4 separate regions of the Mus musculus genome follow, and regions 1, 2 and 3 are each linked to region 4. Evidence: chromatin loops called from intact Hi-C (ENCODE). Cell type or tissue: heart. All regions are shown on one strand. Each heading gives the region's core, and the rest is flanking DNA. Links, peaks and the distances in the headings are about the cores only.

What was found. Peaks named below come from ENCODE experiments on the same cell type or tissue, not always from the same donor. Only the 100,000 strongest peaks of a DNase experiment are listed, where the experiment ranks them.
Region 1: a loop joins it to region 4, with 14 times the contacts of the local background. A loop is called at or near these places in 17 of 42 quality-filtered maps.
Region 2: a loop joins it to region 4, with 6 times the contacts of the local background. A loop is called at or near these places in 5 of 42 quality-filtered maps.
Region 3: a loop joins it to region 4, with 4 times the contacts of the local background. A loop is called at or near these places in 10 of 42 quality-filtered maps.

What each region holds. Positions count from the first base shown.
Region 1 is chr8:90,791,861-90,796,357 of GRCm38, forward strand. No RefSeq gene overlaps it. Among named protein-coding and RNA genes, the nearest start is that of Gm19935, 23 kb to the right of the region's middle. In heart, for the core only: CTCF peaks have their summits at 2,113 (motif pointing left) and 3,664 (motif pointing right); DNase peaks (open chromatin) are centred at 2,051 and 3,601; H3K4me3 peaks cover 646 bases; H3K27ac peaks cover 789 bases.
Region 2 is chr8:90,347,903-90,352,399 of GRCm38, forward strand. It overlaps Tox3 (TOX high mobility group box family member 3), which reads right to left and starts at 350. Exons shown (of 7, transcript NM_172913.3): 1 at 1-350. The coding sequence starts at 47. In heart, for the core only: a CTCF peak has its summit at 2,439; a DNase peak (open chromatin) is centred at 569; H3K4me3 peaks cover 1,016 bases; H3K27ac peaks cover 1,263 bases; H3K27me3 peaks cover 295 bases.
Region 3 is chr8:89,995,625-90,000,121 of GRCm38, forward strand. No RefSeq gene overlaps it. Among named protein-coding and RNA genes, the nearest start is that of Gm24212, 330 kb to the left of the region's middle. In heart, for the core only: no CTCF peak of the experiment used is centred there; no DNase peak of the experiment used is centred there; H3K27ac peaks cover 311 bases.
Region 4 is chr8:89,848,187-89,852,683 of GRCm38, forward strand. No RefSeq gene overlaps it. Among named protein-coding and RNA genes, the nearest start is that of Gm24212, 180 kb to the left of the region's middle. In heart, for the core only: CTCF peaks have their summits at 1,412 and 2,153 (motif pointing right); no DNase peak of the experiment used is centred there.

The DNA.
Region 1 (4,497 bases), core at 201-4,200, 940 kb after region 4:
GGTGGGAGTGGGCAGTAAAACAGCATCTTGCTCTATGACTCAGGCAGGACTTACACTCTGGATCTCAACCTGATTTATGACAGCAACCAAATTACAGTTACGAAGTAGCAACAAAAGTAATTGTATGGCTGGGGTCACCACAACATGAAGAGCTGTATTAAAGGGTCTCTGCATTAGGAAGGTTGAGAACCACTGCTCTTGGTCTTCTGGCCTATGCCTCCTGCTTCATGGTTTTGTAGAACCAACAGGCCCTGCTCACCACTGGTTTGCCAAGCACTGCATAGCCATGGTCCACGGTGAACAGATACAAAAGAACCTTAGAGATTGCCAAGAGCTTTCCTCCTCATCCTGAAGGGCTAATCAGAGGAGGGAGGCTGGCCCCAGGAGTCAGTACAGGAGTCAGTACCCAGGACATCAAATTCTCAGATCAAAGACTCATTACCTTGAGGGGTGTCGTAGTCCAGGTTTTTGTTCCTGAAAAAAAAAATCATAACCAAGAAACAAGTTGGGGAGGAAAGGGTTTATTCAGCTTACACTTCCACATTGCTGTTCATCACAAAGGAAGCCAGGGCTGGAACTCAAGCAGGTCAGAAAGCAGGAGCCGATGCAGAGGCCATGGAGGGATGTTTCTTACTGGCTTGTTTCCCCTGGCTTGCTCAGCTTGCTTTCTTTTTTTTTTTTTTAATTTTTTTATTAGGTATTTTCCTCATTTACATTTCCAATGCTAGCCCAAAAGTCCCCCATACCCTCCCCCCCCCCACTCCCCTACCCACCCACTCCCACTTCTTGGCCCTGGCGTTCCCCTGTACTGAAGCATCTAAAGTTTGCAAGACCAATGGGCCTCTCTTTCCAATGATGGCCGACTAGGCCATCTTCTGATACATATGCAGCTAGAGACACGGGCTCTGGGGGGTACTGGTTAGTTTATATTGTTGTTCTACCTATAGGGTTGCAGACCCCTTTAGCTCCTTGGGTACTTTCTCTAGCTCCTCCACTGGGGGCCCTGTGATCCATCCAATAGCTGACTGTGAGCATCCACTTCTGTGTTTGCTAGGCCCCGGCATAGTCTCACAAGAGAGAGCTATATCTGGGTCCTTTCATCAGCTTGCTTTCTTATAGAACCCAAGACTACCAGTGCAGTGATGGCACCACCCACAATGGGCCCTCCCCGCTTGATCACTAATTGAGAAAATGCCTTACAGCTGGATCTCAAGGAGGCATTTCCTCAAGAGAGGCTCCTTTCTCTGTGATAACTCCAGCTTGTGCCAAGTTGACAGGAGGTGGGGAGGAGGAGGAGGAAGAGGAGGAAGAGGAGGGAGAGGAGGAGGAGGAGGGAGAGGAGGAGGAGGAGGAAGGGAAGAGGAGGAAGGGAAGAGGAGGAGAGGAGGAAGAGGAGGAGGAGGAAGAGGAGGACTTACTTTGGCTTATTGTCAGTTGCCAGTTCCAGAGAGTTTGGTCCATGATCTCTCAGATCCATTGCTTCAGTCATCGTATGCCGAGCTGATCACAGAAGGGCACTCTGCCTGCAATCCTCAAATTTGGAACCTGAAGCTGATGCAAGAGTTCCAGACCAACCTGGACTACATAACATAGCAAGACTGTGTCTGGAAAATAAAATAGCAGGGAGGAATGCAGCTCAGCAACTGAATATGCCTGACATGCACAAGGCCCTGGGTTTGATCCCCAGTGCCAAGGGAGGAAGGGAGGGGGAGGTGGGAGGGGCATTGAGCACAATTTGACACGGGAGAAAGGAAGTAGGCCCCCAGCTTCAGACTATAGATAGCTCTGAATCCTCAGTTTTTGCCTGTTCTTGAGAGCCAGTCTATGCAACTTCTAGGACGAGCGTCTTCTTGACATTCCTGAGTGTTCCTAAAATGGCTCATGCTTGCTATCCTGGCTGTGTCTGCTCAGCACAGTTAAGGAAGGTGACAACAAGCTGTCTCTCTGCACACGACACGAGGGATTACAAAGGAGACATCTTTGGCTTCTGGATTCCAGAGTTTTCTCCATGGCCCCAAAATCCCTGCTCTGAGAATGTGCAAGACATCCATGCTCAGGGCTGCCAGGCTGGCCTGCATCTCTTTGCCTCTCCTGCCCTCTAGTGGTCACTCCCCATGCTGATCTTTCCACACCATTTTTTTGCTACTGAGTTTTAAAATACAAAACCTGTAAAGAAAATTCTTGCAAATGTATCCAATGCTCAGTGGAACTTCATCTAGCTTTATATGTATTCGACATATCTATTTCTATATGTAGCTTTAAGATACCTTAAGGCTGGACTTATAGTTAAGTGATAGAGCACTTCCTTACCCAGCATACACAAGATCCCAGGTTTTATTCCCCCAGCACAATAATAATAAACTTACCTGTGCATTCATGTACCAGATGCCAATCCCACAAGCTAGGCCCTCTTCAGGAGAATCACAAGTTCAAGGCCAGTTTGGTCTATATAGCTAGTTCTAGGCTAGCTTGGACTTTAGAAGGAAAACCTAGTGTGTGTGTATGTGTGTGTGTGTGTGTGTGTGTGTGTGTGTGTGTGTGTGTGTGTGTGTGTGTGTGTGTGTGTGTGTGTGTTCTATTTTAAGTGTGTGTGTGTGTGTGTGTGTGTGCGTGTTCCATTTTAAGTATATTTTATAAACTTATTACATGTTATTATATTAACATATTATATATAAATAATAAGTTAAAATGTAGCTTTTATGTTCATGAAGCCCTAGCTAGAACGACTAAGAGTAAAAGTTCTAGTCAAATGTTCAGTGCAGTTGATGGTGCTGCAGAGGATACAGGGGATGCCCTAGAGCGTCCTGAAAGGCATCCTGGGAAAGTGAGAGTGAAAATATGAAGGGTGAGGGACCAGAGCTATGATGGCAAAAAGCCAGGGAGTTAGCAAGTCAAAACTTCTGTGTCCAGGGAGAGTAGGATGAGCTTGAAGAAGGGAACATAGAGCTGTGTGGCTGGAATGTCAAACACTGGAGCCTGGGATGGTGGGAATACAGACGGGAGGACTACACGGTGGTCTTCGTGTGAATCTTTGTCTTTATTAAGATGAACCGTTCATTCTCCCTTTCCTCTCTCCCTTCCTAGCCCCCTCCTTCTTCCTGTCTTCCCTTCCTCACTCTTCTTCCTTTCTCCTTCCTTCTTTGCTTCCGGTTGTAAACCCTGGCTGCCCCTTGGGACCATCTAGTCAAAACCTCAGCCAGCAAGATCATTAGGGCTAGGATGAGCATCTCTGGTTTTTAAGGTCTCCCTGGGTGATTCCAGTGTGTGGCTCCAGGAGAAGCCTCCTGGAGACCTAAGAAAGCCTGAATTGTTCGCTTGCCTTTTCCTCCCTCTAGTGACTGTTCTGTGCTCCTAAATCTGCTCTAAACCTGCAGGCAGATGTTACCTCCAAGAAGGTAAATTCTCCTGCCTGACTCTCCACCAGATAGTTGAAGTTTTGAAACAGCGCCCAGGGTGCTGGAAACCCTCAGACCCCAGCCATCAAAGACCTGCGTGGAGGACAGGGAGCTGTGTATACAAATATGTCCAGCCCGGAAGAAACTAAAAACCCTACAGCCTTTCACTCTTTTTACCCTGCCCCTGGAGGAAGCAGGGCCAGCCCCGCCCACACTTCCTTCTCCCCACCGCACCCCACCCCCACCATCCCTTGCCTCTGTTCCATTCTGTCCCCTAGGTGGTGCCAAAGAGCAGTGAGCCTGTTTTCTGTTTTGTTGTACTTTGATCAAGATTAGATCTCTGTTTTGAAAAAGCCCCACTACCGGCAGGTGGAAGAGGGTTTGAAACTGGACCATAGCATCAGAGGAGAGCAGGTCAAAGCCATTAGTAACGCAATTCTGGTGCGAGGTGATGGTGTCATGGCCGCTCTGACTGTAGCAGAAAAAGAAGAGTCACATTGTAGAGAGTGTTGGCTTCCTGTTGGCTTGCACACAGCAGCCAGCTCAGAGAGGAGAGGGATGCGTCAGGGATGTTTTTAGATTCTTGTTTGAATAAACAGATGGGTGTTGGAGTCAGTTCCTGGGGCAGGGAACAGAGGAGCAGATTTCAGGGGTGGAAAATAAGAAAAGTACCAGGGTGGTTATGAACAAATTCAGGATAATGGGCTACAAGAGCCAGGTCACTGTACTCATTTGTGCAGTAAATAATCCAGGCGTGACGGCAGGTGCCTGGAATACCGTGCTTAGGAGAGATGGAGGCAGGGAAACCTAGCTCAAGTTCATCCTTGGATATATAAGGAAGCTTGAGCTAGAGACCTTGTTTCAAAAACACACGCATCCTCACATGGATACACACATTTTCAGCCCTTCGTAATTATCAGGCACAGATTTAAGCTTTTCTCCTTCGAGAAGTTAGACTGGAGCTCGTCCTCTGGTCTCTGGGTAGGACCCTGCCTTACTTCTGCCAGTTGAAAATCCAACAAGGATTTAGCCAGTTCATTCTCAGAGCTGACCACACAGGAGGCACAAAAACCACAATGTTCCTCTTGACTTAAAGAGTTTG
Region 2 (4,497 bases), core at 245-4,244, 500 kb after region 4:
AGGCCGGCTGGGTCCCCGGCCGCCGCGGGGTAGAACCTCACATCCATGCCGGGGCCGGGGGCTGGGGGCCGGGGCTGGAACTCGCCGGGGCCGCTACCCGCCTCCTCGCGGCCGTACGATCCACCGTCGAGGACGCCCGGCCGGGGGCGCCCGGGGACAGCGCACGGGCCGTGGGACTGTAGGGGCGTCGCGCGGGGGCCGCCGACGAGCCCGGGAGCTGCGGCTGCAGCACACAAAGGCGCGGCCACGCGAGCCGCGGGAGAGCGGGAGGCGGCCCGAGGGACGCGCCCCACCGGGACACCGAAGCTGGCTGCGCGCGGGCCGGGCGCCCGGGGCGCGGGGCGCAGCGCGTGGGCCCGGGACGGCCGGCGAGCTCAGGTGCGCGGCGAAGCTGGGACGGCGGCGGCGGCAGCGGCGGCGGCTGGCCCCGCTCCTCCTCCCCGGGCGGACTGAGCCGAGGAGCCGCGGAGACAAGGGGCCCGGCCCCTCCCCTGCCGCTCCCCCTCCTGCCGCCGCCGGTCCCCTCCCCGCGCCGCTGCCGCTCCGCCCCTCCCACCGCGGGCAGCTGGCGCGCCGCCCGCCCCGCCGGTGCGCTCCGCCGCCGACCGCCTCCGGGCTCGCGCCCCGCCCCGCGCCCCGTGCAGCCCCGGCCACCGCGCGCTCCTCTCCCGGCCTCTCACCGTCCCACCCCTTCCCTCCCCGGTCCTCTTTGTCCCCGCGGCCTCACCGCTCTCCCCGCTCCCGGGCCTCCCTCGGCCTCCCCGCTGCTGCCAGCACCGTCCCTCCTCGAGTCCCACTCTTCTCCCGTGCGACCCTCGCTTCCCTTGGCCCCAGCATCCCAAAACCGTCCACTTCTCACCCAGCCCTCTCTTCTGCCCCTACCACCTCGTCCCAGTTCTTGCTGGTGGGGGACCTGTTTCCCAATCCCTCTACCCTACTTACTCTTCTACTTGGATATCCCCGGTATAGACTCAGCCCAGAAACTAACCTGTGCAGGTGGCTCCTGAGCCAGGAGCCGGAACCCCATGTACACCTGTGGTCTTTACCAGAGGGGTGTTAGGGCCTGACCTTTCACAAGTAAGCAGACTTGAAGCTTCCCAGGTTAAGCCTCAAGTCCGGTCTCTTTGTATTTTCTTTACTCTTGTTTGTTTTCGAAAGGCATTTGAGTAACTGGATCTAGGCGGATCACTCGCTGCTCTCCTAGAGAAAATGTCCCTCTTTTCCTAAAAGGTTCTGGGTGATTAACTTCCCCACGCTGCACCCACCCACCCTCTTATTTCTTTCTCTTTCTTTTAATCTACATTTCTCTCCCCCCACCCTCCGCCCCCATACCCCCACCATCACCACCACCCTTGGCTTTATTGCTCTGAGTTAATTTGAAAGTTTGGCCTTCAGCCTTGGCGCTAGAAAATGTTGGCTGAGCTGTGAGATCTCCCTTTCTCGGTTCAGTTATCTGCGAACTACTTTGAACTAGAAGGGAAAGATGTTAAACTATTTCAACTGACAGTCTCTAAAGGTGTGGGGCCTGGATCACTTCGCTGGTCTGGGACCTGAACTTTTCCAGACATGCACGGATTTCTAAGTGTTCTCCAGCTTGCAACACCTATGTGTACCTTCCTTCACTCAATACTATACTTCAGGAACCAAGCAAGAAAAATAAACTTCAATTAGGTGGAAATGTGTGTGTGTGTGTGTGTGTGTGTGTGTGTGTGTGTGTGTGTGTGTGTGTGTGTGTGTGTGTTCTTAGCAGAAACTTGTCAGGGGACTGCCTAAGAGAGCCCTGTGTATTCAGAGAAGGAACAACTCCCCACATTGTCACTGGGTTGACTCTTAATTCCCCCCTCCTGAAGAGGCTTTGGTCCCCTCTCCTGAGTCTCCATTTACTGTTGACAACCCAGCGGCGCTCCCTAATGGCCCAGCGGGTTGCACAAATTGGCAGTGTGCTGAGATGTTATCAGGACAACACCCCATTGAGTAAGTTCTTGAAACGGTGAAGTGGAGGCCCTTTCTCTGGGCCACTGGGCGCCTGTGGCCTTTCCACCAATCAGAACTAGAGGTTGCAGTGGCCACCTGTTGTCCCGAAAGAGAACATCTTTTAAGTTTCACTATGAGTATCTAACAATAGTGGCAAAGTGCAGGGTCTGACCAAGGGAGAGAAGAAACCGCTGGCCCAGGGTACCAGAAAAGAATATTCCTACCGGGTAACCCTTAAAGGGAGCAAGCATCAAAGGCCGGGCAGATGAGCTTTTCTCTCTGCACACTCCTATCTCTCCCTCACCTTACAGTCTATCTGCCTTGCATCTCAAGCAATCTGAGCTTGATTACAGAGGATGAAGTAAAGTATAAACAAAGTTGCCGAGGGAGAACCTGAAGTTGTAATCAGACCTCCTGAATCTGGCACATAAATACTCTGCTGCAGAAATCCCACTAGCTGCAGAAGCTGGAATTACAGGAGCTAGTGGGTTGCACTCATAGAAACTGTGAGAGCCTTGCCCCTAGACTCTCTGGGTTTAGGAATGCCTGCTCACACCCCATACCACTCTTGGCCACTATTTTAGATTTTTTGCTTTTCCCTATACAGCCTCTGCCTGTCACGCAGAAGCCTTTGAGAGGAGACTACACTCACAAGTCTGCGCTTTAGTTTAGAGTGCGATGTAAGCAAAAGTGTGAGTATTGGGGGAGGGGTGAATGGGACTGTGAGACCAGACATGTGCTTGGGGCATCAGAGTGAGAAGTCACTGGTCCTTTGGGAAGTCTGTGCAAGTGATCTTTCCACTCTGTCACCACACATTCAACCAGTTGTCTTTGAGCACCCAGTATATGCCAGCCACTGTTTATACACTTGTGTATAAGAAAGGAAACACCAACATGACTCATGAAAGTTTTTAGAAGGGACTATGTGTTGTACTGCAGAAATGTACACACACAGAGAGGGGAGGGGAGAGGGATAGGGAGAGAGAGGGAGGGAGGGAGGGAGGGAGGGAGGGAGAGAGAGAGAGAGAGAGAGAGAGAGAGAGAGAGAGAGAGAGAGAGAGAGAGAAAGAGAGAGAGAGAGATTCTGTCTCATCCAACCATCTGAATGGAGGTCCTGTCATGTTACAGCTATTGCAGTTTTTGAGTTGCAGAATATTTTGAAGGAAACTCAAGGGATGGGGTGGTTTGGTGCACCTAGCAAGATGCTTGGTATCTCAAGAGCAGCAGACCTTGCTTGGTTCGTCCTTTGCAGTGGATAAGAGGAAGTTCAGAAGGAAGCTGGGAAAGATGGGGGAGAGAAAGATTAAATGCTTTCACATAGGAATATTCCTGGCAGGCAGCATGGCTGGGGGTGTGGGGGAACTTAAGGCTACACAGGACCTTTAACTGGAATAATCTCCCTGGAGGGGACTGTACCTTAGGCATCTTTTTGTCTTTGGGATTTTGTGGGGGTGAGCACCAAAGCTATACTGTTTCATTTAGAACCGAGTAGCTTTAAACTCTCTATTGTGTTGGTAGTGGCACCTCATTTTAGAAGTTCCAGAGGACATAAATAAGGCCCATGCGCAAACAGTTTTAGAGTTGATTCTGAAGCATTGAGGACCTTTGTGACGTGACATCATCCAGACTTTCCTTTCTGAATCCCATACCGAAGGCTTCCTATCACTAGGCAAGCCTTAAACCTGAAGAAGTTTCTTCAAAAAAAATTATGTTAAATGTGATTTAAATGTATGCTGAATAGTGCTAATGTTTATTAAGAAGGGCAGCAGAGGGCCTAAGTGGGAGTGGTTCTGTGGGCAAAGCACTTACCTGGCAAGCAGGAGGACCTGAGTTCAATCCCCAGAGCCCACATGAAAAGTTGGGCAAGCCTGTAACCACAGAGCTGGGGAGGTAGAGACAAGGTCTTGAGGCTTACTAACCAGTTGGTCTAACCTAATTGCTAAGCCTCAGTCCAATGAGAGACCCTACCAGAGAAAAGGTAGATGACCCTTCTGAGACACCCAAGGTTTACCCTCCACACAGATGGACATTGCACCCCACATGCAAACACACATGAAAATACACATATGTGAACAAACACACATACTTTTCAAAAAGTGACCATAGAAGTCTATGGGAAGCCAAAACATAAATTCTGAGCATAAAGAAACTCCTTGAGTCATTACTATTAGTTGTTATCAGATTGGTGTCTCTATTCATCCATGAATATTTTTAACGAGAAAAAAAATAAGTAAATGTTACAAAATATGAAAGCTGCTTTAAATCTTAACAGAGCTCTCCATTTTTTTTTCTTCCTTTCTGTGGCCTCAGGTTAAGCAAGAACCAGAGAGGAGTGTATTAAACTGAATCCTGCTGGATGTTGTAACCAGAAATCTTACTTTTAGGAATTTCTGAAAGTCATGTAAGCCAAATGAGACAGATACTATTAAATATTATATATGGCTTAGTTCTCTTGTGTTCGGGTGATGAAAAGACCTATCCAAATATTGTGATCCTTGTTTGCAGTATGTAATGTAGCCAAAT
Region 3 (4,497 bases), core at 355-4,354, 150 kb after region 4:
CAGAACCAGGAACTTCCATGGGGGTATAGTCAAGAGAGTCAGGAGTTATCATTTCTTCTTAGACTCCTCTTTATCCTATGGCTTGCTGCTAGGGCCTCTGTCCCAGTATTGCACGAATCTTATGTTCATCCATCCTCATAGCCATGTACTTCTTTGCTAATTACTTACGGTGACTCTAAGGCAGCATGCCTGTCCACACGGGTCTCTGTAACTTTGCTCTAGTAAGATGAATTTGTGCCAGGAAGTACTGAGCATACATATAGACCTCCCTTGTGTACAGCTAGAATCTCTGCTGTTTCTACCTGTCTCTTTATGGGAGTCATGAAAGGAGCCATTCAACTTCTGTCCTACCCTTATACCAGTGGCCAGAGCCTTTAAGCTCTATGAAGATGAATGTTCTCCTTTTCAAACTCCCCATGGCTCCAGGTTCTAGGCTTCGTCAGTATGGCACACAGGTTAGAATGGGCAGGGAGGCAGAGAGCATGATTTTGTTGGTTAGTGTTTCTACAATGATTCTTGGGTTTCGTGGGATTATCAGGGGTCTAACAAAAGACCGCACTTACTTTGTAGATGGCAGTAACTAGGACACCATTTTTCTGGAGCCAGTGTCTCTGATGGAGACTCTTGATCCTTAGATCACATAAAAGTGATGTTCCAAGAGTCTAGATATGGTGGAACATCTCAATTGCTGGCTTCCTGATTTCCTTGTGTGAATCAATTCTGGATGACTTTTCTAGATGTCATTGATGAACCTGACTTTGACCCTTCTCATGGAAAATCCCATCATATTCAGCTTAAAACAACAGTCTGTGTCTTTTCCACCCAGCCCTGACTAAGAAGTCCTTCCCCGCCATCAGTTTCTATTTTGAATTGCATCTCCAACCTACCTCACCTTCCTCCTTCTAGGCTCCTTCAATTCAGGCCAGTACCTACTTCATCGCTAAGCAGATAGTTCAAGGGTTCCTGGCCATACTAAATCTCAGGAGGTTTCTAGGAATGAGAGAAATAAGAATTCTGTTCTCTCAGAATTGAAGCTAGTGCGCTGCGACGTTGGGCACCAGAAACATCATTTTGCATCCATGAGGCTAAACCATCTGAAAGTGGGTTCCACAAAGAGAAACGATGAAGAACAGGAAGCCACTTCTGCAGTATTGAGATTTTGAATCCAGCCATACCTAAACTAAGGTTTACACTTAGCTGATTAGGGTCCATAAACCAAGAGGCTGCTGCACAATTCTCCCTTTCTATAAACAGGCTGGGGCTGCATTATCCATCAGTTGGGATTACAAAGTACTGATTGTCACACTGCCTACCGGACTCATTTATTCTGTCGGCCTGTCTTTGCTTCCAGAAGCCAAAGGTTAGTGCAAATGTTTCCTGGGAAAAACCAATTATGTGCAATAGAATGTGCAGAGCTTATGGCCACAGGCTACAACTTTGGTCTTTCTGTCTACCCTTGGGCTGCCCACTGTCTTTTTCCCTCCAGAGTCTGGGGACATCCATTCTGAGGGTGATTCTCCAGAAAGCACCAGCCCCAGGAGAACCTTGTTTGTGAACTCAATACATTAGCTCTGGCTTCTTAGGGACCAGAGAGTTTGTTTGTTTGTCACCTATTATAATTGATTTGTTTCTCTCTAACTGTGTACTCAGTCTCGATTCCCTTAGCTGTAGGCAGCACAACCCAGAGCTGAGAGCTCCAGGAAGCCTATCGATAGTGGCACATCACTTGTCATGGGGAAGAGCATGGATCTGGGTGGCTGTGGAGACGATGAAGGCCTTGGGAAGAGTGAGGTGGGACTGGGATAGTTTTTCTGGCAGAAGAGAAGTTTGTGGAGGGCTTCAGGCAGGCAGGAAGGAACGGATGGTGGCATGCAGAAGTCACTGGCCCTGTCACAGTACTGAACATGGGACTTATAGATGGAAGTCAGAGCCACTATGCCAGAGTGGCAGTCACCAGGGTCCCTAGACACTGCCTGGATCTAAACCTTCTTGAGGATAAAATCATTCTTCATATATGATAGACTGAATGGAAGCAAGATTTGGTGGTGGGGATCAAACAATAGTTAGCCTTGGTGTAGCCTTCTCCCTTGGGCTTCAGAAGGACCCCTCTTGTTTCCTGCTAGTGCCTCCTACTGCCTGCTATTCAAGGCCAGCCTTCTGACTTCTAGCGTGCTCACCTCTTCCTGTTTGGGTTCCCACAAATCGTTACACAAGAAGCTGAGGAAGAACTCACATGTGCATAGCATATCAACCTTTGAGGGTACACTACCTATCTGGTCCCTAGGAATTCGTGGTTAGGCCAGATAGAAGGCCAGGGTTGAAGCCATCTGAGGCACAATCCCATACTGCATCACCAGTCTTCTTTGGCTTACAACACAGAAGAATCTACCTCCTCCGAGGTAGCCAGGATTTTCTGAAACAGTACTCTTTGCCGTCAATGTTATCTGTGCTTGACCATCGTTCTAACCTCAAGCTTATAAGCTTCTCTCCCTGGCTCTTCCTAAAAGCCCAATACTCTTCTCTTAGCATCATTAAGCTGATGAGGAGACACTCGGAGACAAAAATAAACAGTGACATCTCAAATCTAGTAGCTATTTTGAGAGAGTCAGGATTCACATTTCCCTAACACTTAAACCTAACATACCTGTTTTCTGCAGTAACTAGTGTCTACTCCATCATAATTTGGTAGCCATAGTGACATCCCTCACCAAGAAAACTTAGTAACTTCATATGTCAGGCGCTATTAGGGACCCCTGCAACATCCCCTCTCTGCCATCCCACTATGAAGAGTTCAGAGATAAGCCAAGCAGAAGACAGATGTCTCAAGCTTGAGCTCACCCCAAATAGCTTCCTCTTTGAGCAGAAACCCCTAGATATTCTCTGAGCAGCTGGACAGACAGTGGTGACCATCTTCGGCACCATGGTGTGATAGCTGAAGCAAAGATACACTGAAATCTAAACACACTGATATGTGCACGCACACCATCCTCTTGAATTCATAATCAGGGAGGGTATTAGAAACGGGTGTGGGAGCCACCAGTGGTAGGCACAGTGAGTTGTCTCAGAGGAAAAGACAGCAAGGCTGGTATTCACAGACAATACACTAAATGGGAACCATGTACCTTCAGCAGCTCATGGCCTCAGTCTCCCCAGCCGCACATTGCTAAGGGAAGGTTTCAGACGCGCTACCCTTACTTGAAACGCATGGGGACATCCAAAGGAGAAGCTGAACGAACAGGCTCCGCAGCACTTCTCCTTTCCTTCTTCATTCGCTTTCAGTATTAAGATTGAGGCATTGACTGTGAGCTATTCTTCCTGCAGGATAGAGTGGAATATTGCAAAACGCATTTGCAAGCAGCCTAAATCATGATTGACAAAACGAGATTTGTTAATACAATGGTTTGAGGCACTTGACAGAAATTTTTGTCAACAGTGTAGATTAAGGGATTCCGGGGGAAAAAATGAAATTTGCAGATGAAATGGCTTTGATGTTTCTCCTGAAAAGCATTTTGTTGACAGACTGGATCAGAGTGAAGAAAAAAAATGTGCATTTTCTCAATGCGTGCGTTTTAAGTCTTTGACAAAACACGCATTAGTCCTGCTGCTCGGGATCATTTGTCACCTACTCTATTGGCTTTGCCTCTAACCACAAAGGGGGGTAGGATGTGAGCAGAAAAAAAAATAAAACAAAATAAACCTACTAAGATGGGTCCCGAAATGATGGGGCCCCTTCCGGTAATTTCCCCAAGATCCCCTCACCCCCATGAGGAAATGTCTTCTGCTATCAAGCCACTTAGTTTAGGTAATAAGCAGGAGAAAGTACAAGAAGGTTTCTAAGCCAATAATTCTCAAGGCATGATAGCCAGACTAGCAGGTACCCATGGAAATCACTCAAGCCTACAGCTGCATGAAGGTAGGGAACAGAAACCCACCTCTACATAAGCCCCGTCGATTATTTAAGATATTTAAACTTATTTAAGATATGCGCAGGGTGTGTTGATTTGAGCAATAGACAGAGAAATGGATTGGTTCACATAACTGGAATATTAAGCCTATATGTAATGGTTCAAATATGGCTGGGTCCAGGAGTTCATGCATCATTGCCTTCACAGTGTCCCATTGGTCACCTTCCTCTTTAATGGCCGCATTCTCTATCATGACAATATGTCACCAGCTTCAGGATGTTACCATCTCCTTGATAACCCTGGGGATGGGGAGAGAAACAGAGAGAGAGAGAGAGAGAAAGAGAGAGAGAAAGAAAGAGAGAGAGAGAAAGAGAGAGAGAGAGAGAGAGAGAGAGAGAGCGAGAGAGCAGCTCGGTCTTTGTGTTCTTTTCTGGTGTTATCATAGGCTGAGTGGCCATTTTATCATTTACATGTTAGGGGAGTTTTGAACATGTGAGTCACAAGGAAAAGGAACAAAAGAGCCATCTTACCTTAGAAAACCCGGAATGGATGGGATGCAGGTTCTTGCATCATACACACACACACACACACA
Region 4 (4,497 bases), core at 335-4,334:
TTTTTTACTACATTCAGAGATTAAATGTTCTTCAAGTTCCAGAAGCACCTTTGAATGAGTTTTCTAATGAAGCTTAAGCCCAGATCACCCAGGCATGAGGCTAAGTATCTCACAGCAGGGGAAGCCAAACAGATTAATATGGTCTACACAACTGCACTGCTGAGATACACTGAATTTTCTAAGCTGGAGTTTGATCTTCACTTAGTATAAACCCGGAAAAGGAACATTTTCCCTTGAGTGTCCAAGGTGACATTCCTATAGGTGACAGTGTTGTCACCCCACTAAAGCCAGCAACCTATACTGCCGGCCTGTCCTCCAAAGTCATTCCTCACAATAATTCCCATCACCCTTCTGACATCCCCACTGTCTTCCCTGGCTCACTCTAACAGCCACTTTAGTCCAGGATCCCTGTAAGCCCCTGTGGTCAATGGCTCTAACCATCCCTGTCACACAACCCTAGGAACCTCTGTTTCTGAAGCATTTCACAGAAAACAGTGTTCATCAACTCCTCTACAGAATGAAGACAAACCATCTCTAGAGCTCCTTGACAATAGGACCAGCACCTCCCTTTTAACTTTTCCCTCTGACTCTTATCCATCAAACTTTCCAGGCTGACAAACCATGAACTACATGGTTTTTAGTTTCCCATTATTAGGCATGTTTGAGATGAAAACTATTCATTTCCTAAATTGGAAATCTGGAGTTAAAATCATCCTGATACTCTGAAGGCTTGGTTCACTGATAGCAAGTGATACTCAGGGTACTGTGAAGTATTTTGTTTCTTTTTAAACTTTAGGGTACACAGCATCTCCATGAGATAGACTGTCACCTGTTATCTAACATACCAGAGTAGAAACAGTCAGAACAAGAAGCCTGAATCCACAGCACACTTACCTCAGAGCTACATGGCACTTGCTCTTAATTACTGGTCCAGGATCAAACTCCTCCTTGAAGCCTGGAGCAGTGACTCACACAGAGATTGCATTGTATGAATGAATTAGTGGTTGAATGAATGAGAAATATGCAAATATATTTGAAAATTATAAAATATTTTCAGATATTATTTTATCCATAAAAATCACTTATTTAAAAGTTGTTTTTATGTCGCAGAGATACACTTTACCATTTAACTCTAGACTTTATGGTAACATATATAAAATAAAAAAAAACTGATCTATTTTATTATCAGTTGTTTTCCTACAAAGCCAAACAAGACCTCACCTTTTTGATAGATCATGCAAAGACCAAGGAAACATCATATTGAAAGTGGGCTTCTATTCATGTATAGTATTTAAAAAGTAAAAATAAACCCACGAGTTTCAGACAAAAGACTTTAGCTTTTGTAGATACACAGTGTTGTCAAACATTTTGCTTTGCATACTCATGAGCTGCTGACCTGGTCCAGTCTCAAACCACACACAAGCAGCAGATGTCAGTGTTGTGCAACTTTCAGGCTGAATGCTCAGGAGGCAAGCCATCTTTGTTGCTTGGAAACAAGCTCGATAGTGATTTTATGCATACAAATGTAAGAGGCCTGAGTAAACCTTGAATGTAACACACACACACACACACACACACACACACACACACACACACACACACACACACACGCACATATATGCACACACATATGCACGTACACATGCATACATGCATTTCAAGAATTATGCATCCCCTTCTAAAGATGTAGCTGTGAATCAAGGGCTGGGATGGAAGAGCTCAGAATAAAGAGTAGGCCCTGTCAAATTTTCGTGGGCGAGAAGACATGGTGGGTAACTCCTTTGCCACACCTGTTTCTGCAGAGAGAGGTAACTCTAAGTTAGCCTTGTCTGAGGAACAGACAGTGTTTCCTACTTCACTATGGTTCTGACAACTAAACAGGCTAAGAGACTTGCAAAATGCAATCTCCTATGCCCCTGGATAATGATAGGTTGTTTGCTCTGATGTTGCTACAGGCTTCCACTTAGCACTTGGAGACGCAAACATTGTAGACCTCTTTTACTAATAACCAGAGTAGAAGCTGACTATCAGTAATTTATTTGAAAGGCACTACATAAAGGAGAAGTGATTGTAGGCAACAATGGGGAGAGACCAATGAGTTAGGTTTCTTATGGAGTATAACAGAAGGGGTAACTGTGGGCTATTTGTCTTTCTTCCACAAGGTGGTGCACTGGGAACGAGCTGAACTACAAAGGACACAGTGTTAGTGGTTGTCTTCTCTGTCTTAGGCAGCCTGATTCTGTCAGACCAGAAAAATGGTGCTGATTTTGGATTTGCTTATAGGACTGTCCAGCATTTCCTGGAAGTATAGCCTCATGAGTATAACAGGTAAAGCAAAAGAGAGAGCAGAGAACATGCAGGACAGCCTGGGAAGCCCTGCCCATTCCATAGTGAGGTAAAGAGCAGATCTGCTTCCAAAACACCGAGAATTTCAGCCCCAGGCTCTCCAGCTCAGGAACAGCTGCTGCAAAATTGAGCAAATTTACCATGCGGAAATATTTCCTCATAATATATAATATGATGATTCCTATTTTGAACTAGATTATTTTAATATGCCTAATCACAGTGAATGAACTTTGCCTCTCACTATCTTAACCTGCTACTTGAAACCTGCAAAGATTTCCTTCAGTGGAATTTTCCACAGTGTATCAAAATCAGACCCAACATAAAATAATGATGACATTCCAATTTTACTAGCCTACCTCTGACCTATTTGCACAGAATCTTCCCTGCCTCTACCTGGCTGTAAATCTATTAGCTGATCATTATAAATTCAAATCTAGAAATAACTTGGGAAAATGGGATTAGCAATGGCTTTGTAGATTAAATTCATACTCTTTTGGAAATATTACGTGTGTGGGATTTTTGTTATCATTAACTAACTTGATAGTCTCACTACCCTACAGCCTAAATATTGCTGCTTTTAGTGCTAATTGATCACGATTACACATCACCAGATATTCAATTATTCAAGTCAACAAGGAAGAGAGAAGCAGAATGCATGGACACAGGTGTTTGAACTCCAGTTCCCAAACTCCAAGGGTAAGAGTAGAGTGGCGTAGAGATCATGAGGAAAAGATTTATCAAGGGAGCCAGCCTATGTCAAAACACAGCACACAGAAGAGCGGACTCAAAGCCAAAGCTTGTGTAATAAGTATTTGTTGGCTCACAAGATAGAAAACAACAAAAGTTGATCAAGAACCATCACAGGCCTAGTCCTCAAGGCCCTAGTTTTTGTCACAAAGAATTGTCATTTTAACAAATAAAAACTCTTTCAGAATTCCAGACTTATCTTGGTTGATGCACAAGTCTGAAAAAGAAACACACCCTTGTAAAATATTCTGCAGAAAGTCTTTGGTGTTAGCTTTTCAAAATTTAAAAGCCAAATTCATAGATAGTATCTGAAAGTAGTCAGTACCCCCCAAACAGAAGTATACTGGGTGTTCCCAGACTTCTAGAGCAGGTGTTAAGATGATACAAGAGGGATAACAGCTTGTACCAGAAAACCCACCTGGCCTGGAAGCTTGCTAGTTCCTTCATTAAGACATCCACAAAGAAAGGAGCTCCTATCCACCAGACATCTGAGCTTATTCTGTGTCTCTAGCCACTCATTCCTCAGGGCCATCTTTCTCCTTAGAGCAACAGACTGGCTGCTAAGACTTCTTCTCTTACAGGCCTTTATGAGAATTAAAGACAGAGACATTAATTTAACCCACACACAAATATAAGAATTCTATGTACAGTTTTGAGTTGCTATGTAAGCAGGATTCACCTTTAGAAGGCAGGTTCTACACTAACTCCTCCCCAAATGAGTAGGTGCCCATGGCATACATCCCATAGGCAACAGTCTTTGATTAGCTGCACTCCCAGGAGTATAATCAATGTGTCCCACGTGATGTGTGCTGAAGTTGATGTGCACACTGAGAAGCAGGCATGGACCAGCATGGCTGCTTCAGGATTGGACTCACCAGCTCCACTTACAGAGGAAATTATTGCTAACTTTTCAGCATAATATGACTGAATCAGATGAGTGGTATAGGACAGAACACTTAGAACTTCACATTTGTGACTGGAAAATAGTAGTCGGAATTGTGAGCAGATAAAAGAGCAGCCATGCAAAAAGGCAAGGTTGATAAAGACATAAGTCTGCTCTGGACACACTGTAGAATGAGTCCAGCCAAAACTCCCCAGAGTCTCAGCTTATTTACTCTATACTTAGACCAGTCATCCTGCCTATGTCACCAAACAGTTGTAAATATCCCTTAGAATGTACAAACAACTAGTGGATATTCTCAGAAGCATGCTACCACTGCCCGGAGTAAAGCATGATGTAAGTGACTTGGAAAGTGGGTCCATGCCTTACCTGGGCAGTACAATGGAGCTGGCTCTGTAGGCATGGGTGTGGGTGAGCTGGCCTCAAGTGCATCAAAGCAGGAGACCTGACTCTGACTTCTGATAATGGTGGCATTTGGTAGCCTAGGAAGAGCAGTGCTACAA